Linked DNA regions of Mus musculus: all the other regions are linked to region 3. A link is a loop called in an ENCODE intact Hi-C map of the cell type or tissue named here. Cell type or tissue: left cerebral cortex. All regions are shown on one strand. Region 1 overlaps Shank2 (SH3 and multiple ankyrin repeat domains 2). Region 2 overlaps Shank2 (SH3 and multiple ankyrin repeat domains 2). Region 3 has its middle 78 kb from the start of Shank2.

Region 1 (4,000 bases), 110 kb after region 3:
ATATTATGTGGGCAGGTACCTAGGTTGGATGTAGCCTCTCTCTCTCTCTCTCTCTCTCTCTCTCTCTCTCTCTCTCTCTCTCTCTCCCCCTCTCCCCCCCCCTCTCCTAGGGTGCTCAAGAGGTCAAGAGGAGTATGGCTTAGTTCTTTACAGCCTTATAAAAATGGGACCTTCCATGGGTGCTGAAGCACAGTCGTGGGAGACAGAATATACCTGTTCTTGAGCCAGGAAAGCTTAGCTTCCCAGCCATCCCACACGCCACCTGCTTCATGCTTATTTGATGCTGTTGAAATTCCTACTGTTTTGGACAAAGGGCCCTGCTGTCTCCCTGCGCCAGGTCTCACAAACTTGTCATCAGGTTTTGCTGGCCCCAAGGTCCCTCCATGGATCCCTAGAGATCTTCACCAGTAGACCTCTGGGGAGGAACACACAGATTAAAGGTCATCTGTTCTAAGTGCCTCTAGAGCTGGCTACGACGCTGGTGGGAAAGGCAGGCGTGGACCGTGGAGGTGCCTGGCTGCTGGGGTATGTGTCCAGCTCATGCACTTAGTGAGTTGCTAATCTACTGTGGGGGAAAAGCAGCTTCATCCACTCTCAGCCAGAGCTGAGGTTGTGCACCAAGGCCTCAGCACTTGTAACAGCCCCATCCTTCAGGTTCTTTGCTTTGATTAGAGCATCTGTAATGTGTGTGTGTGTGTGTGTGTGTGTGTGTGTGTGTGTGTGTGTGTTTGCCTTAGGTTATATCTGCACACAATGCTGCCAGCTCCCCTACAAATGCCACTCAGTCTGGTGTAGCTGCTCCACACATGCTATTGACTTCCACAACTTAGTAGATTCCCTTGTCATCCGCACTTAGTGGGCCAAGATGTAAGTGTGCTCTTTGTTTGACTACAGCAGGTTCTGACACTTCATCTTACTGGAGGACTCCCAAGGCAAAGGAAGAAGAGAGGGCTGAGCAGCATAGACTAGAACTCTCTCCCTGAGGGTCACACACCAGACTCTCAGCTAGAGGACCTTTCCTGAGGGTCCAGATCCTCTGTCCAGCTGCTAGGAACCGTCCAGAAGCTCCATTGGCACACATGTTCTTCCACAGCTGGGTGTAAGTAGGCAGTGAGAGAGCTCATGGCAGCTTCGTGCGCCGGGCAAGCCAGCTGGCACCTCCCCATGAAATGCAGCACTGTAACCCTCACAGAACACCAGATGAGAGATGCCCGTGTACACATTCATGGCAGGGTGCAGAGGCATGCCATAGTGTGTGCATACACATGAGCACACGTGCATGTGACATACATGTTCATGGGGGCATGCATGCATAGACACATATCTGCACATGAGTGTGTACATGACTTATAACTGCAATATGTTCAGGTGTCCTCACTGTAGTCAGACCTACAATAAGTATATGCATGATATCACTTATAACTGCATGTATGTACATTCGTAGTACTTAGATTTACATGAATTTGTGTGCACACACACAGTGCAGCTACACATATGTTCATATACTTGGTGCTTGCACCTGTACATGTGTGCACACAATTTTCACCTATACACGCGTGTGCATGTCCTTTATATCTGGACACATGTGCATGTGTGTGCGTTCTGTTTTCTGCGCCATTACCGAAGCCCGAGGCATGCTCCATGCAGGCTCACTGTGTCTGCCCAGCAGTCAGGTGGATACACGACTCCTGTACTATTTGGGACAGAGCTGTCCTTGAGTTCTGGCACAGATACAAAGCCCTGGTGACGACCTGACCCAGTTCCCATTCCTGAAACTCCGGCTTCCCTCGTGGACAGTCCTAGAAGGAGTCTGATTGCCAGGGTGACTGCCTCATTTGTCATCCAAACGGGGCCGCTTCCAAGAGCAAAGGAGAGCAGCAGAGCTGTGGCCGCTGAGGGAGTCGGCTGACCCACTTTCTCCAGGAGCTGAGGTTCCCTGGCCTGATGCAGGCAGTGCTCCCCCTCCAGGCAGAAAAGGCATGTAGTCACTTACTCTCCTACCCCCTACTGGCCAACAGAGGCTGCCTGATGCCTGGAGCTGGATTCCAGGCAGGAAGTCTGACATTGGGTGACATTTGGGGAAAGGCCATATTTTCCTGTGAATCTGGGCCTGCTGAGGAGGCTGGTACAGGCTGATGATAAGTGGCCATCACCTAGGAAGGGTCTGTAAGGGAGATATAGAGATATAGGGGTGCCCTCTACCTGCAGCAGAATGCTCACCCTATCCCAGAGGGTACCATGACACCAAGGGCAGATGCAGGGGATGAAGGGAGAGTTACCTCTCACACAGGGGCTTAAGCAAATACGAATACTCAGGACTCCCTTCCACCCATCTGGTTAGCCAGGTCTACCCAGAAATGTCATGCAGATCCTTGGTTAGCCAGGTCTACCCAGAAATGTCATGCAGATCCTTGCTGGAATGGTGACAGCTCTGTTTTGTGCAGCAGCTACTGCCACTGCCCCCTCCCACCCTGCCCTCTTTTCTTTTCCACACTCCTTGCTGCCCCAGGCTGTCCCCACCACTTTGTTTCTCCTACAAGTGAGACCTGCAGGGAAACCAGCTTACAAATGTTCACTATCTCTTTCCACCACATGGGGCCCAGGGAGAGAACTCCAGTGGTCAAGCTTAGAGGCAAGTGCCTTTGTACCAGCTGAACTAGCTCACTGGGCCCAGTTGGAAACCATCTCCCTTGCTTTGGAAGACAATCAGAATGCAGGCTGCAAATTAAGATGCCAAACAAAGGCTGCAGGGACAGCCTGCCTCCTGAAGTTCAAGGCCCCCTTCTGTCTGAACAAGGAGCAAAGCATCAGGACATCCCACACCTCTCTGCAGCCCAGACTCAGAGCACTGAGCGCTGTGTGTGCTGTTCCAGGTGCCAATGCTCTTCCCATTGGGCTGCCCTGGCTGACCCTTCCTAACTCAGCAGAGAAGGAAAGGGGAAGGATAGAGGTCCTTCCCCTCCCCTGCAGGCTCAGCACCCCTCCAGCCCTTCCCCTTTTCTTCACAAGAGGCCTCCTTGACTTTTATGGCTTCTTTGGGCCCCTCTTCTTTTGTCTCTCAGGAGGTAGTGGCACTTTATCTACCTTGATCATGACCTCTCACTCACTGCCTCAGAGCCCTGTGGGTATCCAGGCTCCATGAACATCTATCCTGTATGTGAGGTGGGACTCCTGTCCACACACCAGGAGCTATCTGCATTAGGCTGCTGGCTCTGGGACAGCTCAGACCCCCATGGTCAGGCTTTTGTTACTCAGCACCATGTCTGCTGAGCCCCTTCAGGTGTGAAACTCCTTCCTAAGGTCAGGACCCTCCCTCCATGCATGTCTGAGGACTCATCTGCCCAGCAGCAGAGGAGGACTTAGATTGCCTGCCTTTAATGTTTCAAGGTATATAATTTTATGGGAATAGAATTGCCATGTTAAACTTTTTGAGAAATGGTAAAAATGTTTCTATGTGCTAGAAAATTGTGTTTGCATATGTGTGTATACATGTGGGGAAATCAACCCGTGTGTGTGTGTGTGTGTGTGTGTATAGGGTCAACTGGTCAACCCCAGCTATTTCTCCTTAGGACATGTTCCACATTGTTATCTGAGACAGGGTCTTTCTCTCTGGCCTAAAACTCATCAAGTAATAGGCTAGACCCAGTAAGCCCCAGGAATACACCTATCTCTTCCTCTTTGGGTCTAGGCTTGCAGCTATACTATATATATAACCCAGGCTGCCTTAGAACTTACTATGCAGACCAGGCTGACATCTGCCTGTTCTTGCTTCCTGAGTTCTTTGGATTAAAGGCATGTGGCAATATGTCCAGCAACCTTTTTAAAAAATTAATTAATTAATTTACATGTTTGTTTATTTATTTGTTTGTGCCAATGCTCTTCCCATTGGGCTGCCCTGGCTGACCCTTCCTACCTCAGCAGAGAAGGGGAAGGCTAGAGGTCCCCTCCCCTGCAGGCTCAGCACCCCCAACCCCCAAGCCCTCTGGGATTTTATGTAAAT
Region 2 (4,000 bases), 81 kb after region 3:
GAAGATTAACACAGATGAAGGTGCCTTTGTATTTTAGTGTGTTCCTGAGCTACCAGCCTCTGGCAGAACTGCATTCCAGAACATCTCATCCAGAGAGCTTATGCCAAGGGACACATTGGGAAACTAGGTCTTGGGGAAAATAAAAGAAGTTTTGGTTTTCTGTCTTCCAGTCACCTGGAGGCTGTGAGCACCTGCTAAGGAGGGTCAGGGCACATGGCTGGATGCACCCAAGGCATCCTCTTCTAGTGCCACTTGCCAGTTCTGCCTGGCTGTCCCTGGGTTGCGAAACAAACCATGGGGTGCATGAAGAATCCCTCTTTAACATACCTTGTATGATTTTTATTGTGAGGAAGGAAAAAAACTGTATAAATAAATGCATGTAAGACAGCTAAGAAAATATCCACCCACCCAAGAGCCTGCAGATTGCTGAAAGAAGGAAACGTTGGGTGGCATATTAATCATTTTCAGACAGGAAAGGAGTTATTTTTAACACTTTTCATGAAAAAAAAAAAACATCATTTGCGTGTATGGTCCCAGTCAGAGAGTTTTCTCAGATAGCAAGCTTTCTATCTTTCTGATGAAACCAGGTTTCCAAAGAGGTGACTTTAAGGAAATTAGGAAGATCACTTTCTACCCGAGCTCACTGTGAACTAGACACCAAAGATACTTCAGCAGCCTTGAAACTAATTTGATATGAGGCTTGGTCGTTAAGCAAGACAATTTTCATTAAAATGTTCACTCTAATGTTACCTGTGTGGGTCCATTTGACTCACTTGCCTGGTCTTCGGGGTGAAATGTGCATAATGTGTCCCGGCTGTTTTGTTCTATGACCCTCCCTGTGTGGCCTCGCCTGCATGAGGACATCCTGCTTACTCCTTCCTTCTGCAGACTCAGGCTCTTCAAAAAGGGCATAGAATAGATCCTTTCTTTTTCTGATGAGGCTTACCAAAATTTGCCATGAGGGACTTCGAATTTTTATAACCCACGGACAGCATGAATTGCAGCCATGGGTTAGAGTGTTAAGTAATGCTATCTCCATTCTGCTTCTATGAACATTTCTTTCTTACGGAGTCTGTCTTAGCAATGGACAGGGTATCAAGTGCCCTCACATCCCCTCACGTTGCCATTAAGGGTATTAATACCTTACTGGTTACATAGTCAGAGATGCCATCAACTGTACTCTTAGGGATGGGTGACTCCACAGATGCACAGTTGCAGGATGCCAGCATGTCCGGGTCTTGGGGCTGTTCGGGACCCTCCACATGCCTCACCCAGGGGATACTCCCAGCAGCCCCAAGGTATAGGCACTATTTATCCTCTCCATGTATGCTGACCTTTTGGCTTTCACACCAAGAACCCCGGATCTCAGTGAGTGGCAGATGAGACTGAGATTATGAGGTCACCTGTCCTTTACAAGGCCTTTTAAACCCCCCACCTCTGTAAGTCCCAAGATCACCCCTGACTCCCTGGTTGGCTCCATGGTGAATGCTCTGACTTCTCAAGGCCCTTCTCTGGCAGCGTCATCAGCAAGGCTTTCTTTGTGCCCAGCCAAACACACTTGGTGGCCTGACCTGGCTATAATTCTTTTGGAGGTGGCTGCTGGGGCTGTATAGGCCTAGCTCTTTAAGAGCACAGGCTCTTGGCTTCAGGGAAGACACTACCAGCCTTTGGTGTTCCCAGTCTGTCCCTGACCAGCCCCCCGTGAGTCACATGCTGGAGAAACTGGGAGCGAGATCGCACATAGCCAGGAGGTTTGCTGACCATCTTTTCCCATCAAAAGCTTGCAGAGAAAGCAGGGCGCACGATACATGCTGCAGCCCACTGGAGAGATGAGGACTCCCTCCATATATTACTTGAGCCCCAAGCTTAGCAGCCTGTCACCCTGCTATATGGCTTCCCAGCTTGGCATCTAGCTCTGGTTCCTAAGAAAGAGGAAAATTAATTGTCCTGGGTCACAGCTGATCTGAAAGAGGATTGTCAGAACCACCTCTGCTATCTCTGTCCCTGTGAACTGTGCTGGGGCTCTGTCCCTAGAATGTCTGCCAAGGCCACTCTGTCCCCGTGAGCAGTTTGGATGCTAGCTCTATCCCCATGAGTTTCTCCAGGACCACTTCTATCCTTGTGGGACTTGCTAGGTCTACTTCTTGAGTTATGCCTGGGCTATCTCTGTCCCCCTGAGTTATTCGAGGGACACCTCTGTCCCTGTAAACTGTGCCTAGGCCACTTTTGTCCCCATGCGTTCCTCCAGGACCATCTCTGTCCCTGTGAGCTGTGCTGGAACACTTCTGACCCCATAAGATCTACCAGAGTCATTCTGTTCCCATGATCTGTTCATGAGACACCTATTTTAGTACCACTCATGTCCTCATCCTCCGGCTATGCAGATGAACAGAAAGCCATGGACTCTGATGGAGCAGGGATCTTAGCTCTCTATGAGGTGCCCACCTCTAACCCCTGACCTTGGGCAGCTGTTGCCATAGGTAGTTAACTGTAGTGCTCTGCTTCTTTGATGTCGGGGCCCTTACCCAGGTCAGTCCCCCTGGAAGCCCTGTTTTATTCTAGCTTCATAGGGTCCTGTTTATAGAATATAGAAATCTTGTAATAAGGTTTCACTGGGTACCAATTAAGAGGCTAGGGGTGTATAGTGTCTCTGGCCATCAAGGTGGGGGCATCTACTGTGGCTGCAATGTGAACACCATACCTGAAGGTACCCAGGTTTGCCTTATCTGAGTCCCCGGATATATTGGGCTGGAGTGTTTGAGGACCCAGCTCTGTCTAGACCTTTCTATGAAACACCCAGTGAAGTGGGGCCACCTGCTGCTGCCACTTGCTGAGAGGGAAAAGGGAAGATTCTGGGGTGTTGTGACCTCTTCTGCCTAAGAGATTAGAGGACAGAGGTGGCTAGCTTTCCCTGTGATCAAGGCTATAGGCCTGAGTGCATAAAGATGAAATACCCATTATTCTCCATACTGGAAGTTGACCATCCAAGATTAAAATGACCTGGGGCTGGTTCCCTGAGGTCTGTCTGTGACTTACAGATGATGTCTTCTCTGTATCCTCATGTCTGGGTCCTAAATCTCTGGATCCTGATTATTGCTATCACATGAGGTCATCCCAGTGACTCATTTTAATCTAGTTACCCCTGTAAAGGACCTCTCCCCACATGTGGTCACATCCTGAGGTCCTGGATTATATATACTAGTACTAGTGTAAGAACTTTGGGTACATAGCTCTGCCCACAGAGGTCATGTTCAGATTTTTAGGGGATGCTCCTGAGCCGTGCAGTGTCCTAATGCTTGGTGACATGGGGAAGCCCATCCTTACGTGTGTTATGGCTGTGTCTCCCTGATGAAGGCATGGGCTGGCCCGATGGAAGGTCAGACCTTGAGTCCCTTCCATTGAGGTCCTGGTTTGAGCTTCCATGTGCTGGAGGCATTATCTGTCTCAGTGTTTCTCTGTGTTCATGTTGGGGGTGAGTCAGGCCTTGGGGATTCCAGCACTACGCAGCCTGCACCAAGCCCTCAGGGCCATCCCTGACTTGTACAGGGTGTGGATGCATGCAGCCCTGGCCTTCCTGTGTCCCTGTCTCCTGACATTATTCATCTCTCTCTCTCTCTTTTTCTCCCCAACCCAGTGCCCTTCAGAGAGGCCCCAGCTTATTCCAACCGCAGGCGGCGGCCCCCCAACACATTGGCTGCCCCCAGAGTTCTTCTGCGTTCTAATAGTGACAACAACCTCAATGCTGGTGCACCTGAATGGGCTGTCTGCTCTGCAGCCACCTCCCACCGAAGCCTCTCACCCCAACTGCTGCAGCAGACACCCAGCAAACCTGATGGAGCCACCAAGAGCCTTGGAAGCTATACCCCTGGGCCCCGCAGCCGTTCCCCTTCACTCAACAGGCTGGGTGGTACTGCTGAGGATGGCAAGAGGACACAGCCACATTGGCATGTGGGGTAAGAAGAAACTGGGTAGTGGGCAGGGGCTTCCATGGGAGACGTAC
Region 3 (4,000 bases):
AGTATGGGACACGAGACAGTGGAATCAGAATTTTAGGAAGTGAGACTCCAGCTCCGAGTCCCATTACCTTGTATCTCAAGTGCTTGGTGCATCTGGGAGTCATTCTAGAAGTTGGCACCTGTGCTGCTTAATCATGATCAGCAACTGGATCAGGGTCTCACATGGGACACTACATTTGTACTCACAGGTGTCCCCCTCCCTACTCTCTTTGCCTCCTCTCTCACTTCAGCCACCCAGGCCTTCTCCCAAGCACACCAAATGCATCCACGCCCTGGAATCTATATGTAATCTGTAAATATGATATGTAAATATGTATATGTAAATATGTACGCGTAACTAGAACCCACCTGCAGTATCCTACCCCAGCAGGAGCATCGAGGCAGTCCCATGTTGAGAAATAGTTGACACCATATACAGTTTCCTGTTTGCATATTAATATTTCACACTGAAAATAGGGACAGATAGCTGAGGATAGCCCATTGGGGAGGGCAGAAATCGAGAAGACTGGACAGCAGAAGCAAAGATGCTGGTGAGAACAGAGACAACTTGGGACATGGAAGGGACCTTCCAAATTGTCATAACCAGATGACACATGATCATCATGTCACCATGATCTGATGTCATGATCCCTAGTGTGGCGGGAATGAGTATGGCGTCCATGAGAGGTGGCATTCAAGACTCTCCAGGGGAGTTGTAGCAAAGAGACAACAGCAACTGGAGGGAGGTCAAGATCAGTGCAATGCTGACTGAGGACTAACTGGGTTTAGGGTCTGAATGTAGATTTCCAGAGGAAGAAGAAACATGCAGACCTCTCAGGACAGTGTCCAAGAGGAAGGGCATGAGGCCCGCAGCTGGAAGGGTCTTCAGAACACCAGTTAGAAACACATTCTCTAAGGGCCCAGAGCTCATAAAGATGGTGTCCTAAAGGCTTGCAGGGAAACCTCAGTTTCAGAGGAGAGTCAGGGGTCAGACCCTTGGAACAGCAGGGAAGGCTGGCATCCTTCCTACTTGTACATAGGAGCTATCCAGTATGTGATTAGCACGCATCCTCTCAAGGACCGCACCTGGGGCTGCTGCAGGCCACTGCCCGCAATGAGGGACTAGATTGTTACATAGGGAAACCCTGAGCTAGGGAAGACCCAGCAGCAGGGAAGCCAGATGGACTTAGGAGCAGCAAGGAAGGAGGTGATCTATCACGAATGACACCGGACAGAAGGAGCTTGTCTGTGGGTTTGCACTGGAGGAGCTTATACTGCCCAGCCAACACCTGTCAGAACCCAGCAGTAACTGTAGGCAAGCAGGCAGATGTTAAAATATGACCACTACTCCCTGGAGGGATGCCTGCTCAATCTACTTACAGGGGACCATCTGCCCGGCTATCGCAGATGTAGGTAACATCCCATGGTGATTAACCGAAGCTGGACATACTTATTCGTGGCTGTGACAAATGAGCGAAGCTCATGTCTTCCTAAGTTATGTTTAACCAGACATAGCCAAGGAGGACCACCAGCCACTTTTTCTGTACACTTGGGCAAAAGCCACGTATGAAACGTGGTCAGCACAGGCATGGTGTGTGGGACATGGCTTATAACTGGTGTGGAAGATTGACTTATTTCAACCAGCTCCCAGGATGTGTGAAAGTCAAAATTTGATTTAGGGTTTTGAAAAATAATCTCTCATGTTTCCTCTTCCCACTGGTACATAATCTCATCTGCATTGCTGAAGAGAAGAGAGCTTTAGGATCTTCCCAGGGGTCTGGGATGCCACCTCTCTGTCCCAGTCATCCCTGCTGTTCCTTAGCCTTTCCCCAGCATTACAGAAGGCCGGGGCTCCTGCACACTCCTCAGGTGTCTCTTGCACCCTGAGAGGAACACCTCAGCCTCTTCAGGTTTCCGGGGTCTCAGAGTCACCATGTGCTGTCTATGCTATAGTGTTACCTACATCAGCCCCAACCCAAAGGACAACAGCAAGCCTAGCCCCTAGCCACATTTCTCCTGGACCTGATACATCAGAGTGGGCCACCAGCTTCTTTTGCCCAGTTCCCTGGGCATGGCTCAGATATCCTCACAGCTAAGCCCCTGTTTATCAACGAGCTTCAATCACTCTCCCTGGTACCACTATCTCTAGGGATAAGAACTCTTCGAGTCAGGTGACTGCTTGAGCGCTGAGGGAGGCAGGACTCTGCAGCCAAGTAAGACTCCACGCCCCACTCCCAGCTGGCCAGGGAAATTCCTGTCTCCCTTCAGACTTACCTCCGCAGGAGCCTACAGCTTGTTATGCACATTTTGGGGGTTATAAATAGTCCTCGACTCAGCCTCTTCATCTGATGCACAGCTGTGTCCTCCATCTCTGTGATCCTGGGGTCTAGCCCAAGACCTTGACCCTCAGGAAAGGGAACTGGGCAGAGAGTTACTGGGCTGCTGACAACTTCATGTAATTTTTCATGCATAGCACTAGGGGGCGGTGTGAGCATAGAGCACCTTGGTACCAGGTGTACAAGAGGAGGAGCTTGTAAAATGCATTGTTGAGAGTCCTGGTTGGTAGGATCTGCTAGGAAACACCTCTGGGTGTGTCTAAGGGGCATTTCAAGAGGGTTTTTTTTTTTTTCTTGTTTTTTAAATTTATTTTTGGTGTGTGTATGTGTGTGTGTGAATGGGTGCCTACAGAGCACTGTAAGTAAGGAGGCAGAAGTTAGAGTCAGTTCTCTAATTGTAGTCTCTCAATTTATTTCTCGACACAAGTTCTCACTAAATCTGGTGCTCACAGATCTGGGGAGCCTGGCTGACTAGGGAGCCTCAGGGACTGTCCATCTCCACTACCCAGCACTGTGATTAAATGTGTGCATCCCTGCCCTGTGCCTGGCTTTTTACATGGGTGGTGGTGGGGACTCAGGCATGCGCAATAGGTTCTTCACCCACTGAGCCTTCTCCTCAGCCTCTCTAGAGAGGTTCAACTGCAGAAGGAAGATCCTGAAAGAGGGCAGCACCATCTCACAGGCTGGCATCCAGGGCTGAATAATGAAGAGAATGTGAGCTAAGTACGAGCATTCATTCATCTCTCTGCTTCCCACTATGGGTGTCACGTGACCAGATGCCCACCATGGTGAATGGTACCCTTGAGTTGTGAGCCTAAATTAAGCCTTCCCTCATCTTGCTTCTTTATATATATATGTATATATATATATATATATATATATATTTACTTATTTGTGTGTGTATACATGGGTGTGGGGTGGAGGTCAGAGGACAAATCATAGGATTCCTTCCACTGTGTGGGTTCCCAGGGTGGTGGACGTCCGTCTTGGTGGTGGGCAACTTCATTCACCGAGCCATCTCTCTGGTCTTTAGTAGCTTTTGTGAATTATTTTGTCCCAACATTGAGAAAAATCATTAATATACCCCCATAGTAGGAGATATTAGAATAAGGCTCTCACTCAGACATCAGATATGTGCCCAGGATCCTGAGATACTGCACAATTTGACTGTCACAGGGATGCTGAACACTCCATCTCTACTACAACCAGAGTGTACCACAACCAGAGAGCTTCAGTCTCTCTCCAGAGGCACAGGGGCCTGTGAGAGACACAATGTGGCACTTGGGGCTCCATTTCATTCCTGCCTCACAGGCTGACCTGGGATATTGCTTATGAAGGTTAAACATGCAGAGGTCCCGGGTTACACCAGAGTAGCCAGCCCTTGGCTCCCCTTGTGGTCCACAGAGGACACTCAGTGAATCTCAGCCTCCTCCTCCTCCTCCCCTGCTTCTCATACTTTGCAGAATGCTCCTGCATGACTTACAGACTGGCAGGGGTGTGCTGTGCACCACAGTGAGTGCTGCAGGTTCACAGCACCAACCACCGCACCCAGAACTGGTCGTGTGGCATCCAGCCAGGAAGCAGAGTGCTTGCTAGTATCACTTTCTCCTTTTTACTCACGGGTGGTGAGTAAAACCCCTGGGAAGGCACTGCCCACAGGTAGGGTGGACCTTCTCGCCTCTATTA

What was found. A loop is a pair of places that touch in the nucleus more often than their neighbours do. Peaks named below come from ENCODE experiments on the same cell type or tissue, not always from the same donor. Only the 100,000 strongest peaks of a DNase experiment are listed, where the experiment ranks them.
Region 1: a loop joins it to region 3, with 8 times the contacts of the local background. A loop is called at or near these places in 9 of 42 quality-filtered maps.
Region 2: it touches region 3 in a loop (4-fold over the local background); 16 of 42 quality-filtered maps call a loop at or near these places.

Annotation. Positions count from the first base shown.
Region 1 is chr7:144,206,162-144,210,161 of GRCm38, forward strand. The region is part of intron 4 of Shank2 (SH3 and multiple ankyrin repeat domains 2); the gene reads left to right. Among named protein-coding and RNA genes, the nearest start is that of Shank2, 33 kb to the left of the region's middle. In left cerebral cortex, a CTCF peak has its summit at 1,994 (motif pointing left); DNase peaks (open chromatin) are centred at 261, 908, 1,097 and 1,890; H3K27ac peaks cover 1,890 bases.
Region 2 is chr7:144,176,121-144,180,120 of GRCm38, forward strand. Shank2 (SH3 and multiple ankyrin repeat domains 2) reads left to right here. Exons shown (of 16, transcript NM_001113373.3): 2 at 3,635-3,953. Among named protein-coding and RNA genes, the nearest start is that of Shank2, 2.7 kb to the left of the region's middle. In left cerebral cortex, no CTCF peak of the experiment used is centred here; DNase peaks (open chromatin) are centred at 47, 340, 749, 1,735 and 1 more place; H3K4me3 peaks cover 2,480 bases; H3K27ac peaks cover 2,189 bases.
Region 3 is chr7:144,095,020-144,099,019 of GRCm38, forward strand. It overlaps a transcript of Shank2 not described here. Among named protein-coding and RNA genes, the nearest start is that of Shank2, 78 kb to the right of the region's middle. In left cerebral cortex, a CTCF peak has its summit at 2,464 (motif pointing right); a DNase peak (open chromatin) is centred at 2,366.